Linked DNA regions of Homo sapiens: region 1 is linked to region 2. A link is a loop called in an ENCODE intact Hi-C map of the cell type or tissue named here. Cell type or tissue: IMR-90. All regions are shown on one strand. Links, peaks and the distances in the headings refer to the core of each region. The heading gives the core; the rest is flanking DNA.

What was found. A loop is a pair of places that touch in the nucleus more often than their neighbours do. Peaks named below come from ENCODE experiments on the same cell type or tissue, not always from the same donor. Only the 100,000 strongest peaks of a DNase experiment are listed, where the experiment ranks them.
Region 1: it touches region 2 in a loop (4-fold over the local background); 4 of 110 quality-filtered maps call a loop at or near these places.

The regions. Positions count from the first base shown.
Region 1 is chr9:4,235,989-4,240,390 of GRCh38, reverse strand. The region is part of intron 2 of GLIS3 (GLIS family zinc finger 3); the gene reads left to right. Among named protein-coding and RNA genes, the nearest start is that of GLIS3-AS2, 61 kb to the left of the region's middle. RefSeq lists an enhancer at 1,912-2,431. In IMR-90, for the core only: no CTCF peak of the experiment used is centred there; DNase peaks (open chromatin) are centred at 1,670 and 4,090.
Region 2 is chr9:4,364,631-4,369,032 of GRCh38, reverse strand. It overlaps a transcript of GLIS3 not described here. Among named protein-coding and RNA genes, the nearest start is that of GLIS3, 67 kb to the right of the region's middle. In IMR-90, for the core only: a CTCF peak has its summit at 2,116 (motif pointing right); no DNase peak of the experiment used is centred there.

The DNA.
Region 1 (4,402 bases), core at 162-4,161, 130 kb after region 2:
GGTGGGTGAGTGAACATGACTGCCTGAGCTGTGCCTCCTGTCAGATCAGCACTGGTGTTAGATTCTCATAAGAGCGCAAACCCTATTGTGAACTGCCCATGTGAGGATCTAGGTTGTGCGTTCCTTATGATAATCTAACTAATGTCTGATGATCTGAGGTGGAACAGTTTCATCCCGAAACCATCCCCCCCCCCCACCTCCCCCACATCTGTGGAAAAATTGTCTTCCATGAAACTGGTCCCTGATGCCACAAAGGTTGGAGACCGCTGCTTTAGATGGTGAATTAATTGTAAGAAGGATAAAATATGTGTCCACTACTTACATACTATAATTTTATCTATCTTCAGTTGGAACTGAAAAAAAAATCAAGTTAAATGGTTGCAGAAATAATTCAACGTAAAAAAAGTGAAGTTAGAAAAAAGTAACTTAATAATGACTAAAATAAGGCAGATGAGTTTGAGATGGGGCTGTTATCCTTTATTCCTGTAAAGGTCTAATGATACAGAGTTAGGAAATACAAAGTGCCATTTGCAAACACTCCTGAAATCTAATGACCGTGGTAGATGATACAAATCAACCACAGTTCTTTTATCTACTGCATTTAGACATAGCTTCAAAATACTTTGTAATCAGCTGTTGGTCTTTTTAAATGAAAACCTATTTAGTGTCCTAGATGCAATCTAATAAGGGAGGGAAGTAGGTAATGGAAAAGTCAGAAACAATCTTTAGATCACTTATTCAGATCCAGTATAGCCTCCAAAGCGTAGACCTTCTGTTACATTGAATTTATAGAAAGCTAGAGCACATCAGTATGGTGGTTCTCAACCTTGATACCAAGATCTCAATGACTGATGTGTTGGGATGGTTGTCACAAATGTTTTCTCATTAATGATGAAGTAGAGTTTGCTCTAGGTCTCTAGGAATAGCCCCAACCCTGCAGCCTGTAATCTAGGTTCGTTCATTGGAATACGAATACAGTAGTCTAACAACTTCATCTTCCTCATCGCAGAGAAAAAAAAAAAGTCGTGAACGTCTATGGGTTAAGAGAACATTTTTTTTGGTTTTTTTTTTAATTATACTTTTAAGTTTTAGGGTACATGTGCACAACGTGCAGGTTTGTTACATATGTATACATGTGCCATGTTGGTGTGCTGCACCCATTAACTCGTCATTTAGCATTAGGTATATCTCCTAATGCTATCCCTCCCCCCTCCCCCCACCCCACAACAGTGCATGCACATGTATGTTTATTGCGGCACTATTCACAATAGCAAAGACTTGGAACCAACCCAAATGTCCAACAATGATAGACTGGATTAAGAAAGTGTGGCACATATACACCATGGAATACTATGCAGCCATAAAAAATGATGAGTTCATGTCCTTTGTAGGGACATGGATGAAGCTGGAAACCATCATTCTCAGCAAACTACTGCAGGGACAAAAAACAACGTTTGTTTTGAATTGGCTGCCTCGTGGTGAAAAAGTCACTGCAGTAGCTGCTGTGGCTATAGTAGTCTTAGTAGTTAGAGTCCATCTCTCTGCTGGTCATTTCAAAAGTCTTAACCCCAGGGAAAGCTTGACTCACGGAATGCTTTGGGACATTAGTGCTGAAGGATTTAATTAAAGCCAACTCTGGAAGAAAGATGTCAAGTGGGCACACAGTATAGTGGATAAGAAGGTGTCTGACTCATGAGGAATGACACACAGACAGAACATGTGCTCAGTAAATTTTGTTTTGTTTTGTTTTTGGTTATGAAGAACTGAGAGAACACTGGCAAAACTTATTCTACTTCCCAGAAAGGGTTAAGCTTTCTTTGGTTGCTTCACACGGGCCTTCTGAGTTCAGGTAGCCACGGTGGTTTTAGCACTGTAAGTTGGGGGCATATTTGGCACTTTTTAAAAATTATTGTAAACTGCTAGGTCTAGGTGTATTTCAGGAAGGAAGTTAGAATGTTGGGGGATGATTTACATCTTCTCTCATGTGGGTAGACTCTCTCATTCTCAAATAGAATGGAGTATATTCACGGTCATATTCTTCCTCTCCACCAAAACAACAATTCCCTCTCCTTCTGTGTCATCTATTCTGGGCAGAGCTTAGGGGTGGGGGAGGATTAAATACTGAGTTCTATTAAGAGATCACCTCCCTCCTTTTGGCCTTCCTTTTAGCCACATTGTTTCGGTCTCTCAGGAAGCTCTTTGCGCAGCGGGAGGGGGCAGGGAATAAACTTTATGTAAAGTAGGAACGAGAAGTCCCAGTTGCTTTTTTACGGAGTGGTCCTAAAGGCTTACTCCTGACTTTGTGCTCACTGGTATAGAAGCAGGACAGGGTGGCAACAGGAAATTCCTGAGGAAAATTTCTGGTCTAGAACATTCCTAGGTAGAAATTCTGAGGAAGTTCTGGACAGTCCCTGCTCAAAGGGAGAATAAGGGGAACATGGAAAGGATTCATCTTGTCCCTTGCAGCTGCTGGGCTAGTGAATTAACTAGGGAAGGGAAAGTTGTTTAAAGCCACATCAAACTGATAAAATGCTGAAGCTGGAGAGAACTGGGAAAGACAAAATGTGCTTACAGTGTGTCCCAAAACAGGAAGAGAGAAAAGAACCTGTCAGTAGTTATTTTCTCAATTTAAAGTTAATCTCAAATGAAACAGTGGGGAAAATACTGCAAAACAAAAGGCATGCCTGATTAATGAGAGGGTGAATCAAGTGGTGAGAATCAACAGTTTGACAAACTGTACTTCTAAATGTACATTTATGGAATTGGGGTAAAAATGGTAACAGAATTTGGTAATGAAAGTGCTACACTGAAACAGCTGGTTTAAAAAAGTACTATCATTTTGAATGATAATGATGCCATTTGTAGATTTTCAGCCATGCCCTAGGGCTCAGTAGACTGAGCCTGAAGTAGCGATTTCATCTATCTTTCATGTAAAACTACTACTTTTTTATTTTTTGCATATTTATGTTAAAATACCTGTAGTTATATTATAGACTTAATTCTACATTCTGATTTTTTTCCAGTTAATGTAAAGTTGCCATGAGTGGTTATTCATTCTTCATGTTGTGTCATCATTTTTGTGGCTGTGTAATATTCCGTCTAGAGACTGTACTGTACTTAACCGGCTATGCCTTTAATATTTAAATTATTTCAAAGGCGTTTTAGGTTATTTTGAAGGATATTTTCTGTATTCTAAATAACCTGCTATAATACATAATACAGTTTTCCCTTGTTTTGGATTATTTCCTTAGGATTATTTTTGAAATAAATCAGTGAAGGAAGTGAACATGTTGGTGATTCTTTATACTTATTGCTAAATTGCTTTCTAAAACATTTCTGTGATTTCCACATGGCAGAGTAAGAGTGGCCACATGTGCCTAATGAAGCTACAGAGTGAAGGATTCCCTAGATTTAGTGCAACTGGAAATGATTCTCACCTGAGACGATGCTGAGCCCATCCTGGTTTCAAAAAAATATTTTTAATGAATTGTTATGGAAAAAAGTAAGAAAGGCATCTGCCAATCAGAAGGGAAGTTTTAGTCTCAGTTGGAAGGATTTGTTTTTCCAGTTTGCATTGTCTTATGTAATAGATTTGGGGCCTAAAAACTTAGGGATTAGATGAAACTTTAATAAAATTAATCTTGTTTTATGTAAACAGCACCTAAAATTGCCTTACACATAGTGGGGGCTCAATAATATTTATGAGTAAATGAGGCACTGTGGGAACCTTGTCATTGACGGTAACCCTGAAGTGAATTATGTTTGGTCATGTGGTGGAAATTAGACTGCTGTGCTTTAAGTTTCAGATATTTTTTTCCACCCAGGTTTTCTTAAAATGAGGTATGCCTCTACAGCTTACAGTTACAGCCAATATTTGCAAATACTGTAACAAAAAAACTGTTTAACTTAAAAACAAATATTAAATCCTTCACCTCCCAACCCATGTGGAAAAGGGAGGAAAAGGGAAATACTTTTAAAAAGTGGGAATTCTTAAGTATTGCAATCTGTTTGTTTGGAGCAGGAACTATTTAAAAACTCACAACTTTAATAAGTGAAGGAGACGTACTGATGTAAACCACAAACATGTTTAGGGCATGAGATCATTCAGGCTCCTTCTCACCTTCAGAACAAAGGTTTCCCCTCTTCTCTAGTTTTTCTTTTTTTTCCTTTCTTTCTTTCTTTCTTTTTTTTTTTTTTTTTTTTTTTGTGACAACCACGTCAAGTTTTCCTAGCTGTGGCCAGGGAGCACTACTCCAGCTATTAAGCTGTGTGAGAACAGTGAACTTGGTCGGCAAGGATCATTTGTCTCCAGTTGTCAACAAAGGCTTGTTTTACTAGGAACAATGACTACACAGGTTTGTGTAGAGTGTTGTGTGCAAAAGCGTTAATCAGTAAGCAGCTT
Region 2 (4,402 bases), core at 305-4,304:
AATAGAGAAATGGAGAAAATTTTCAGGAAAAAAGAAAACATCATTCTTTTTCCCATTGTTTGTTCTGTTTAATTAAGCCCTTGGTTAACATAAACCAGGTTTAGATTATTCTCATTGAAGAGCTTTGAAGAGGTCTTTTAATACCAAAATTGCCACCTTGCTTCAAGTATAAACCAGCAAGTTCTTAGACACCAGTTCCACTTTGAATTAGAACGAGAGAATTTAAGAGCAAGAGGGGTCCTTCAAAACCGACTCCAGTGCATGCTACTATCCTCCTCTTCTTAAAGCTGAGGAGCCAAGGTTCAGAGGCACGAAGTGGCTTCGTCAAAGTCATCCATTAGGTTTTGGCCAGTGCTTGGCTTAAGAAGAGGGGTCTTGTGCAGGCCGGGCGCAGTGGCTCACGCCTGTAATCCCAGCACTTTGGGAGGCCGAGGCGGGTGGATCACGAGGTCAGGAGATGGAGACCATCCTGGCTAACACGGTGAAACCCCGTCTCTAGTAAAAATATAAAAACAAAATTAGCCGGGCGTGGTGGTGGTGGGCACCTGTAGTCCCGGCTACTTGGGAGGCTGAGGCAAGAGAAGGGCGTGAACCCGGGAAGCGGAGCTTGCAGTGAGCAGAGATTGTGCCACTACACTCCAGCCTGGGTGACAGAGCGAGACTCAGACTCCGTCTCCAAAAAAAAAAAAAAAAACAGGGTTCTTGTGCGCTCCCTACCCAGTGCTCTTTCATTTCTCTGCCTCGTGATGCTCTATTGCCTTCTGGCTGAGAAAGCTCCATAGTAAGGGCTTTCCAGGATGACTTAGTTATTTTCTTTGGAGATACTGAGAACATTAAAAGAAGTCCTTTTTAAAACGTAAGGATAAAAACACCACTTAAAAGCTGATATAAGTGATTTTAGGATTATTCATTATTTGAGAATAGTCATGCCATGTGATACGTTCATTGACATGAATAAGCAAGAATTGACTGGTTAACTTGGGCTACCTAAGAGGAAACATCATACAGTAGAAAGTCCAGGGGCTTTGGAATTACACTTGGTTGCAAATTCTGGATTTGACATGTTCTTTCTTATAGGTTTGGCCAAGCTACACAAACCTCTCTGAACTTAACTTTCCTCACTATAAAATTGAAGATAATAACATTTTCCCTCGTTGTATTAAATGAAGATTACATGAATTGGTAGATGTGTGAGTACCTAGCCTAAAACCTGGCCCATATTTGGCATATAATAAATGTCTCTTCTTTTTTTTCCATTCTAGAATTTGCTACTTCTTCAAATGTATTCTCTCAATAAATATGTATAGTACTTGTGTTAGGTGTGGATAAGGAGGTAAATGACAGAATGACAGAGTATCTGCTCACATAGAGAACTTTTTTTTTTTTTTTTTTTTTTTTTGAGATGGAGTCTCGCTCTGTTGCCCGGGCTGGAGTGCAGTGGCATGATCTTGGCTCACTGCTACTTCCACATTCCGGGTTCAAGCTACAGAGAACATTTTTAAAAGGGGAAGATAAGCATTAAATAAGCAATTAAGATGGAGTGTTATGAGTGGTTAGCTAAGGAAATTCAGGAGGCCCAGGGGGATCAAGCAGGAAGACCTAGTTTAGGGGATCAAGGAAGGCCTCCGGAAGGTGATGGTGTTTCACTTGAATCCTAAAGGATATGTAAGACTTAGACAGATTAGATGGGGTGAAAGTGGGGAAGGGAAGTCACAATTATCCCAAACAGGGGCAGCAATCAAGTGTGAAAATGCTGAAGGGAGAGAGTTCAACAAATGTAAAGCGAGAGGGAGAGGGGCAACTGATGAAGCTGGAGAGTGGGCAGGGTATATGCCGTCGGCGGCTTACAAGCCATGATAATGATTTAGGAAGTTGATTTCAAAGGCAGTGGAGGATCATTGGAGAGCTTTGAGTTTGAGTAATATGATTTTTGTCATTGAAATTAGAAGGGTTTTAATATTAGCTCTCTGGAAAGGTATAGATAAAGGCTGCTATTCAAATAGGCTGATAGGATTGCTTTAGGAAGCATCCTCATCCTTCATTCACGGAATTCAGGGATGGATGTCTTTCTGCTGGAAAGTGGCAGAAATTTAGCCATTGTGCTCGACCACAAGAGGGAGCTAGTGGTCTTCCACGAGCCTGTAATTTTCCTCTGGCCCATTGTCTCCTGACAACATGGTGGCATTGGCAGTTGGCTCAACTGTTTGGCCATTTTCCAGTGACAAGACCGTTATGGCAGTTGGTGGTTGGTAAATTCAGTCCCTGCTCTCTGTGCCCAACCATATGTCCAGAACTTACTGGCACTCCTAGGCCTGGAGCCTCCAGCCAGCTCAGAACAAAGACAGTCTGAAAAGGCCTCTCCTCGTCGCCATCGCAATCACTTGAGCATTTATGCTCAAAACAGCTCTCTTACAGGAAAACGTTTGTGTTCCTCCAGAATGTGAAGGAAGGTTCATGGTTTTTAAAATTCATGAATTGCGTGGAATGGAACGTTCCTTCTCTGAATACAGGAAAGAAACAGAGAGGCAGTGTCTTTATGACCCCCAAGCTGTGGGTCATCTCAGGCGGGAAAAATCTAGTCAAGCCAATTATTTGGCATGGTGTGGGCCTCCTTTCCTCCCATCCCAGGAAAAGGTTGTGAGGGTTTTTTTTCACGTTTTAACTCGTTGCCTTGGATTCGCTTGAAAGTACTCAGGCTTAGGCAATTAGCTAAAGAAGTCTACTCTTTTCTAGTTAAAATTATTTGACGACAATGATTCTGGCTGGGTATATGATCAAAGTAAAATCTAATTAAATGTTCAGGTGAACTGCTTTGCTTTGGTTGGTTTAAATACAGCCATAAGGATAGGATAGACCAAATTAAGGACGGTTAAAGTTAATTCCACATTTCCCTTTATATCCTCTGTCCTATCTCACTGGGCCCATTTCTCCCTGTCTTCTGGGTGCCCCATACCCTTATGCTCAAAATCAGTCCGAAGTTCACCACCGAAGCATTTTCAACGGCCTTTCCTTCCCTGCTAGCTCTCCTTCCTACACTTTTCAATGACACCTTAGAATGTGAGTTTGAAACAAAGAATTTGGTTAAACTGATTTGAATAGACTCTAGAGTGTGAATACATGAACACCCATCACATTCTCGTAGCTCCTTGACCCTTTGGGGTGGAGGGGTGTTGTGTTTTAAAAGAAGATATTGATACCTCAAATGAATACTTGGTGGTGACATTTTAGATGTGAAGCATAACGTGATTTTTCCACTATATTATGTAAAAGAAATACTTTGGCAGTCAGTGGAGTAGGGTGAGTTGGAGCAGAGCTTTGCAGCACTGCAAGCAAGTAGTCATCCAGTTTTTCAGATGACGTTTTCTGAGTCTCAACTTTTGTCCATCCAAGTGAGCAAGTCAGGGTGATAAGATGCAATGCAAGGTTTTTATTATGTTTGATTTTATCTTTCTTTTCTTTTCTTTTTTCTTTTTTTTTGAGATGGAGTCTCACTCTGTCACCCAGGCTGGAGTGCAGTGGCATGATCTTGGCTGACTGCAACCTCCACCTCCCAGGTTCAAGCGATTCTCCTGCCTCAGCCCCTGAGTAGCTGGGACTATAGGCACCCGCCACCATGCCAGGCTAATTTTTTATACTTTTAGTAGAGTTGGGGTTTTACCATATTGGCCAGGCTAGTCTCAAACTCCTGACCTCATGATCCACCTGACTCAGCCTCCCAAAGTGATTACAGGCATGAGCCACCGCACCCAGCCTGATTTGATCTTTCTAATTTGCATATGAACTTTCTCATATCTTACGCCATGCATGTGATCTTTTGCATGGTATAAGCCATCTCTATTCCAACTACCTTTCTCCACCCACACATAACACTTCGCAGTATGTCTGTGGAAACTGGAAGTACTGTTTTCTGATAATATCTGATGACCTACACCAGGAACAGGATCCTCTGAACAAAGAAATTTCTGTCTTACAAAGAAATTGTCTTGAAAGAGCATGGACTTTTTTCATAAGTTAAAAATATCCAATTTCTTTTCACTCCAAAATAAAAATCACTGTGTAGTTTTCTTATTTTAAAAGCAACAAATGCCAGGTGCAGTAGCAGACACCTGTAGTTCTGGCTACTTGGGAGGCTGAGGCAAGAGGATTGCTTGAGCCCAGGAGTTGAAGGCTGTAGTGTGCTATGATTGCACCTGTGAATAGCCGCTGTGCTTCAGCCTGGTCAATAGGGCAACATAGCAGGACCCTGTCTCTTTAAAAAAAAAAAAAAAAAAAAAAAGCAATACATGATGACAGCATGAATACATAATATATATATATATATAAAGTGTAATAAAAATATAAAGAAGAAAATAAAAAGATAAGCATTATCTCATCTTTAGAAAATAATCACTGTTAAAGTATT